Linked DNA regions of Homo sapiens: region 2 is linked to region 1. The links are chromatin contacts, found by Hi-C in ENCODE. All regions are on one chromosome and are shown on one strand. The core of a region is the stretch at or near the end of the contact, and the rest is flanking DNA. Distances in the headings are between cores, read along the strand shown.

Region 1 (4,319 bases), core at 88-2,587:
GGGCTCCAGGTCATAGCTGACGGTGTCCCTAATGGCTGCATGAGGTTGGCCTCCTCTCCTGAGTTTGTGAGCACAAAGTATGTGTGTGACCCATGAAGCAGAGAGGGGCTTCGCATTTAAGACAGATGGTGTTAAGATTTTCTTAGATCCTGATTACAACCACTGCCTTGGAGGGGTGAGGTGTGGAGCAAGAGCAAAACCAAGCTGGTGGTTGACTCCTGCATGCCGAGGAGCTGCAGATGGATTCTAAGCAACCAGGAAAAGCAGAGATGCCTCCTCCCATGTCCAGGGAGGATCCCATCCATTAGAGGGTGAATTTCCAAAATGAGGAAAGAAAAAGTGTCAGCATTTAATTCCTTCCCCGTGCATCTCATGACAGTATTACTCAAGTAAGGTCTTACCCACCTCCCTCCCAGTTATTGTACACTCCCAACCCTGGAGAGGATGAAACTTCCCTAAGTAACTTGGGATGAGAGCTAGAAGCTCAAGTTTGGAGAGCAGTTAACCAAGCTTCCCGTCCTTCCTCACTGCAGACGTCCAGCCCAGAGCTCCTGAGAAAGAAGTTGGAGGGCTTTTTTGTTTTTAAACTTGTGCTGGGCAGGACTTACTAAGTTCTGAACTGAAACGAGTGGTTTTCATTCCTATGAGTGACACACCCAGCCATGAATTTCATCCAAGGCCTTGGAAGGTAAAAATGAAGTTGTTTATAATTAATTATCTCCTGTTATGGAGTAAATGTTTGCATACTCCAAAATTCATATGTTGAAATCCTGAACCCCAATCTGGTGATATTAGGAGATGGGGTATTTGGGAGGTGATTGGGTCATGAGGATGGAGACCTCATGAATGGTACTGGTGTTCTTATAAAAGAGACCTCAGGGAAAAAAAAGAAAATAAAAAAGCGACCCCAGAGAGATCTCTTGATCCTTCCACCATGTGAGGACACAGCCAGAAGATGGCCGTCTATGAACAGGAAGCAGGCCCCCATTAGATGCTGAGTTTACCAGTGCATTGATCTTACACTTCCCAGCCTCTAGAACTTTCAGAAACAGATTTCTGCTGTTTATAAGCCACCCAGTCTACGGTATTCAATTATGGCAGCCTGAACTGACTCAGACATATCCCAGAAGTTGCACCTGTTCCAAGTGGTTAAATTTTTGTTACTTAGCCTCCTTAAGAACAAAGCTCGTGACTTCCTCTGTATCTGTTGCTTCTGTACCAGAGTCTGGCATGTGGAGACACTGAGTACATGTTCTCTCTTTGTGCATAAACTCTGTTTACTTCCTCATCAAGCACTCCAGCTGGAACTCAGCAAGCAAACACAAGGCGTGCTTCACAGCCCTGGGCCTGGAGGCTAGTGCAGCAAAGGGTGAGACGTTCTGTGCCCTTCCTATGGGGATAGGTAGGGAGTGAAACTTTTACCCTGCCACCTCCTTTCCCCCATCAGCAGAGATTAACAGAATGGACATTCTGTAGACTGGATAGGAAAATGGAGCTAAAAGTTACTTATCTTGCAAAAATGTCATAATCTCCCCAAAGCTAGTAAGCAATTCTCTGTGTCTCTGTCCAAACGCTTGGGACACTAAGGCGGATTGTTTTTTTTTTTTTTTTTTTTTTAAACTCAAAAAAGAAGAAATGTTTACAAGGGAAAATCTACCAAATGTGACTTCTCCATACTGATCACCCATTAAGGCAGGGGGTAGACTCTACCACAAATGGTGGTTTTCAAAGTTGAGTGTGCATCAGAATCCTATGGAAGCCTCGCTAAAACGGACTGCTGGCCCTCACCTCTTGAGTTTCTGAGTCAACAGGTCTGGGTGGGGCCAAATAATTTTCATTTTGGACATGTTTCCAGGTGACGCCGATGCTGCTGGCCTGCAGAACACACTTTAGAGCCCCTGAGTGAGACATAGGAGATTTGCTGGGATTCAAAATCACTCTTAAATTAACCACCCTAAAATTTTTAAAGTGTCTGAAAAATACCCTGAAAATAACTCTTTGCCCACCCTCCTCACCTCTGGCTAAATACCTGAGAGAGGTTTTCCAGGAGTTTCTTGCCCAAATCATTCCAGGCCCTTGCCCTGAAGCCTGCCTCGTTGTAATCACTGCATTCTCTCTGGTCTTCATATGACTTCCAGTCCATCTCAAGAATAATGCTGAAATTAGAGAAACTCCAAGACATGAAGTCATCAGCACACTTCTGGTTCTATGTAATGATGAAAGGCAGACAGGTCAGCCCTAGTGGGGAAGCTCAGGGTTTTCCAAAGCTTTGGGATGAGGAAGCTGCATCCCAAAAGAGGGTCCTCTGAGATGGTTCTCAAGGATACGGCAGGGCCTACCTGTTGGTAGGAGGAACAAAAAGGGTCTTCTGGCCTACAGTCTTTTTCAAAGACTCATCTGGGTGACTTCCTTGCCTTCTACTCACAGAGCTGGTGTGATAAAATACGCATGGGGCTGCCTCCCCCATAGGACCCTCCCCAACCCCTTCTCCCCACCATGGGAACTCAAGTGGAATATAAGAGTGGCACCCAAAGGAGGAGAGACATGAAGATTCCCACAAGTTCTGTACTCAGCCTCACAGAGAAGCCTCTATCCATTGAGCACATTTGTGCCTCAGTTTATAATCAGTGTGGTCCTAAGGCAGTGGGTCTCAATGCTGAATCTTAGAATTCTAGAATCACCAGAGGGAGCTTTCAAAAAATACCCATGCTTGAAACCAGCTCACCCAGACAGGCATCTGTAAAAAAAGAGGGGTGGGGAGGTTTAAAGAGAAATGGAAGCAAATGTCCACGAAAGGATGTGTAAAATGAACAATGCTTACTGTATGCATATAGCAAAAAAGTAGAAACAGGAGAATGGAAAAATAAATTGTAGTTAATTATTGGGAAGAGACTGAAGGCGACTTTCTAGAATGCTCAAAATGTATATCTTGATCTGTGTGTGTATGTATCTGTATCTGTGAAAATAAGCAGATATAGATGTAGATATAGATACAGATATGGTTTGACTGTGTCCTCACCCAAATGTCAACTTTTTTTTTTTTTTTAGATGGAGTCTTACTGTATCACTCTGTTGCCCAGGCTGGAGTGCAGTGGCGTGATCTCGGTTCACTGCAACCTCCGCCTCCTGGGTTCAAGCGATTATCCTGCCTCAGCCTCCCGAGTAGCTAGGACTACAGGTACAGGCCACCACGCCTGGCTAATTTTTGTATTTTTAGTAGAGAGAGGGTTTCACCATGTTGGCCAGGCTGGTCTTGAACTCCTGACCTCAAGTGATCTGCCTGCCTTGGCCTCCCAAAGTGCTGGGATTACACCTGTGAGCCACCATGCCCAGCCCCAAATCTCATCTTGAATTGTAGCTCCCATAATCCCCACGTGTCATGGAAGTGAGCCAGTGGGAGGTAATTGAATCATGGGGGTGGGTTTTTCTTGTGCTGTTCTCATGATAGTGAGTAAGTCTCACGACATCTGATGGTTTTATAAAGGGCAGTTCCCCTCCACTTGCTGTCTTGCCTGCTGCCATGTAAGACGTGCCTTTGTTCTTCCTTTACCTTCTGCCATGATTGTGAGACTTTCCCAGCCATATGGTACTATAAGTCTATTAAACCTCTTTCTCTTTATAAATTACCCACTCTTGGGTATTTCTTCATAGCAGTATGAAAATGGACTAATACATATATAATACATAATAATTAACACATAAGCTATACTCAAGATTAACACACTTCCCACACTTTACATGGTTTATGCCTTGATCAACAGAAACAATGCCAGTGCTCAAGCCCTACTTCAGAGATTGTCATTTAATTGAATATTTTCCAAGCTTCCTGATGATTCTCTTATGCAATCAATGTTGAGAAACACCGTCTCAGAAGATAGGGCCACCTTGGTCTGGGCCTGAGGCTAGAGAAACAAAAAGAGGCCTTGTAGGCCATCTAAGACTGGCTGGACTCATCAGGGTTTTGCCATAGTACACACTTGTTTGGAATTTCCTCTGCACACGCACCCTTTGGGGACTGGTAGTGGTACCTGACTGGTCAGGGGTCTTCTCATTGATCTTGTTAATTTGTGGCAATGCTCAGCAGAGAGGATACTGGGATTTGTGGGGGGCATCCCCACAGCCCTCAGGTTGTGAATGCAGCCACTGGTATCATGAACAGTGCTTTAAAAGGAGAGCAAGGCTCCAGTCTTGGGGGAGAATCCAGCAAGTGCAATCTGAAGCTGGCAGAGAAAGGGACCCATGGCAAGAGAGAGACAGGTCTCGCTCTTAGAACCCTCCCACCACGAGAGCACCTGCATTTCCCTTTTTTTTTTTTTTTT
Region 2 (3,775 bases), core at 363-2,862, 150 kb after region 1:
ATAATAGCCTTGACAATTATGTGGCTACTTTGTTTAGTTTCAATCAGGTGAAAGTGATGACTCAAAGAAGATGCACTCTCTTTCTTTATCAATATTCCTCTGGGAGGGAGTAACTAACTTTTCAGAGAACCTTGCCAAGCCTTTATTTCTCACTTGCTTCTGAAGTTGTAAGGTAGATGCTATCCTCACAAACTCCCAACACTCTTCACTTTCCAGTAGTTGTTGTTTGGGTGTGAGCTGGCCTAATTGGACCCATGAACTTGACTTGACTAAACTATCTGAAGGGAATACTCTCATAGTATAGGTATTTATTTAACATATGCGTATTGAGGCCTATACTATGCCAGCTACTGCACAAACTGCTAGGATACCACTGTGGACAAAAACAAAACAAAACAAAACAAAAACTAGGCATTCTGTCTCCATGGAGTTTACATTTTAGAATGGGAAGCTTACTATAAGGTCAATAGGTAATATTTGTAGTATATTAGTGCTAATTGCTAATAAAGAAAATAAAAAGAAAATGAAGTAGGAAGGAAGAATGGGGGTTGGATTACAACTGTAGTCTGGATGGCCAAGGTCAACCTCAAAGAGAAGGTGGCATCTGAATAAAGATGGGATGGAGATCAGGGCCTCTGGAAAGGTCCCTGGGGAGGAGATGAAAGGTCTTCTGAGGGAATAAGGCTCCAGGCTATTCTGTGACATCCCCAGAATATTAAAACAATAAGTGTCAAAAGCATTAGCAAATGTGTGATGTTTCAAAACATGTTCTTATGTCGAAGTTACAGGGCAGTACTCTCTTTCAATCTGGTCAGTGTCATTTTTGTGATCTGTATAGCCACCTTTGGGGAAAATGTCACAAGTCTAAATCTGAGGCTGCTGGTGGACATGAGGCTCAGGCCCCAAACCCCCTCCCCTCCTCCAGCTCTTGACTTCTTGTAATGAGGGCAGGCATCAGAAGGTCTGGGTTCTAATGCCCACACCACCTCTTAAACGAACTAGCCCTGAACCTCTCTTTTAGAGGCAATTTTCTCCTTTATAAATCAAGAATTATCTCTGTCCTATACATGAATTTAGATTTGTTGTGACAGCAACATTGGGCTGTTCCCAATTTTCCCACCCCATTCCACATCTGGGGTTTCTATTATTTTTCCTTGGATAAGAGAAAAGATGTGGACTTCCTTACTTCCATGGAATTTTCCAAGCACAACTGAGGTACGATCCATGGGATCAGATACAGGATGGGATGTACTAGGAGCTGGTCTGGGATTCACCTGAAGTCAGGCAGGAAATAAAAGTCCAGGAGGAAGAAAGCCCTTCTTTATCAATTTGACCCTTGGCTGCTTTTCTTGATAGTACCATCCCTCAAGGAACAAGATAAAGAACAAGAATTTAGAACTCTCCCCTTGCTACAATGCAATGATAGAATACTGGATAGAGAGAACACATTCTTAAAGTTTTTCAAATCTGTTCCCAAGATGTCCACATTTGAAATACTCAGTGAAGCCAAATAAATACTTGCCGTGTCTTTAATAATCTGTACCATGATTACACCAGGGAAGTGCTGATGAAAATCCCCTGTTGGTTTAGTTGGATCACTGTAGCTGTCTCCTATTTATTACAGTATCCTGCCTGGAATACATGGATAACTTCTCTATGACATCATTAAACATGTCATCTCAGAACCTGGAACTTTGGCAGACTTTGGATCCTATTTCACTTTTATGCCATGACTAGTTCATTTGTGGACAGCCAAGAATCAGAAAACTGAGGGCTTTATATGCAGAATCAGTAATGTGTTTGCTTTATTTTCATCTTTTATAACCTATTTCTAAATATCCTTCTCCCTTCTCTAATCCCTCCATCCCATCACCAAATGAGAAGTAAGCAGAGTAATATTAAATAGATGAGATTTTCACTTAAGAATTTGAAGATTTTGCTGTTGAGAAAAATACTAAAGTCTTAACCCTATAATAATGAGTTTCCTGTAAGTTTGATTTCATGAGTCATAAATTCCCTGAACTTTGTTATTTTGCTCTAATTATTTAGAGAGTAAAGAAATGTCACTTTTATGCTCTAGATCAAGGGTTGGCAAATGTTTTCTCTAAGGGAACAGATACTATTTTAGTTTTATGGGCCTCATACAGTCTTTGTTGCATGTTCCTTATGTTTTTGCAACCTTTAAAAAATGTAAAAACCATTCGCAGCTAGTAGGATGTACAAAGAACAGCAGCAGTTTGCTGACCCCTGCACTTGATGATTTGCCATTTTCAGAACTGATGTCAGAAAAATTCTGAACATGACCATGGCCAATGTTCTTCAAATCTACAGAGCAACAAGAACAACCAAAATGAGAAATAGTAGATTCTATAATAAAACAAAAATAGCAAAATCCTTCTTTCTGTTTTTCTATATATGCAGCTCTGGGCCTTCAATCATGTGTTGCATGAAAACTGTCAGATGGAGACAGTGGCTGCCTCTGTAGAGGTATTTGAAGTATGCATGTAACAAAATATCACATGTACCCCATAAATACGTAGAAGTATTATGTATTGATATGGTTTGGCTGTGTCCCCACTCAAATCTCATCTTGAATTGTAGCTCCCATAATTCCCAAGGGTTGTGGGAGGGACCGGTGGGAGATAATTGAATAATGGGGGCAGTTCTTCCATACTGTTCTCATGGTAGTGAATACATCTCATGAGATCTGATGGTTTTATAAGACGTTTCCCCATTTGCTTGGCTCTCATTCTCTCTTGCCTGCTGCCATGTAAGACGTGACTTTCACCTTCTGCCAGAATTGTGAGGCCTCCCCAGCCACATGGAACTGTGAATCTATTAAACCTCTTTTTCTTTATAAATTACCTAGACTTGGGTATGTCTTTATCAGCAACGTGAAAAGAGACTAATACACGTATTAACAAAAAAATTTTTTTTATTATAGTTTAAGTTTTAGGGTACATGTGCACAATGTGCAGGTTAGTTACAAATGTATACATGTGCCATGTTGGTGTGCTGCACCCAGTAACTCGTCATTTAACATTAGGTATATCTCCAAATGCTATCCCTCCTCCCTCCCCCCACCCCACAACAGGCCCCGGTGTGTGATGTTCCCCTTCCTGTGTCCATGTGTTCTCATTGTTCAATTCCCACCTATGAGTGAGAACATGCGGTGTTTGGTTTTTTGTCCTCGTGATAGTTTGCTGAGAATGATGCTTTCCAGCTTCATCCATGTCCCTACAAAGGACATGAACTCATCCTTTTTTATGGCTGCATAGTATTTCATGGTGTATATGTGCCACATTTTCTTAATCCAGTCTATCATTGTTGGACATTTGGGTTGGTTCCAAGTCTTTGCTATTGTGAATAGTGCCGCAATAAACATACATGTGCATGTGTCTTTATAGCAGCATGATTTATAATCCTTTGGGTATATACCCAGTAATGGGATTGCTGGGTCAAATGGTATTTCTAGTTCTAGATCCCTGAGGAATCGCCACACTGACTTCCACAATGGTTGAACTAGTTTACAGTCCCACCAACAGCCCAAAAGTGTTCCTATTTCTCCACATCCTCTCCAGCACCTGTTGTCTCCTGACTTTTTAATGATCGCCGTTCTAACTGGTGTGAGATGGTATCTCATTGTGGTTTTGATTTGCATTTTTCTGATGGCCAGTGATGATGAGCATTTTTTCATGTGTCTTTTGGCTGCATAAATGTCTTCTTTTGAGAAGTATCTGTTCATATCCTTCGCCCACTTGTTGATAGGGTTGTT

What was found. A loop is a pair of places that touch in the nucleus more often than their neighbours do. Pooled maps may share reads with other maps.
Region 2: a loop to region 1 is called in a map of Calu3, with 3 times the contacts of the local background. The contact joins the promoter of TXNDC8 here to the enhancer-like site in region 1. A Hi-C loop is called at or near these places in 5 of 168 maps with a recorded cell type or tissue (Caco-2, Calu3, HepG2 and 2 more), 4 of 37 single-sample maps with no recorded cell type and 5 of 50 pooled maps.

The regions. Positions count from the first base shown.
Region 1 is chr9:110,187,939-110,192,257 of GRCh38, forward strand. No RefSeq gene overlaps it. Among named protein-coding and RNA genes, the nearest start is that of C9orf152, 18 kb to the right of the region's middle. Within about 2 kb of position 1,338, at least 20 of the 41 ENCODE cell types and tissues checked have a DNase peak (open chromatin) inside an H3K27ac peak, as active enhancers do.
Region 2 is chr9:110,336,251-110,340,025 of GRCh38, forward strand. It overlaps TXNDC8 (thioredoxin domain containing 8), which reads right to left and starts at 1,613. Exons shown (of 6, transcript NM_001424031.1): 1 at 1,523-1,613. The coding sequence starts at 1,546. It overlaps LOC124902245 (a long non-coding RNA gene), which reads left to right. Exons shown (of 2, transcript XR_007061728.1): 1 at 1-1,987; 2 at 2,275-2,392.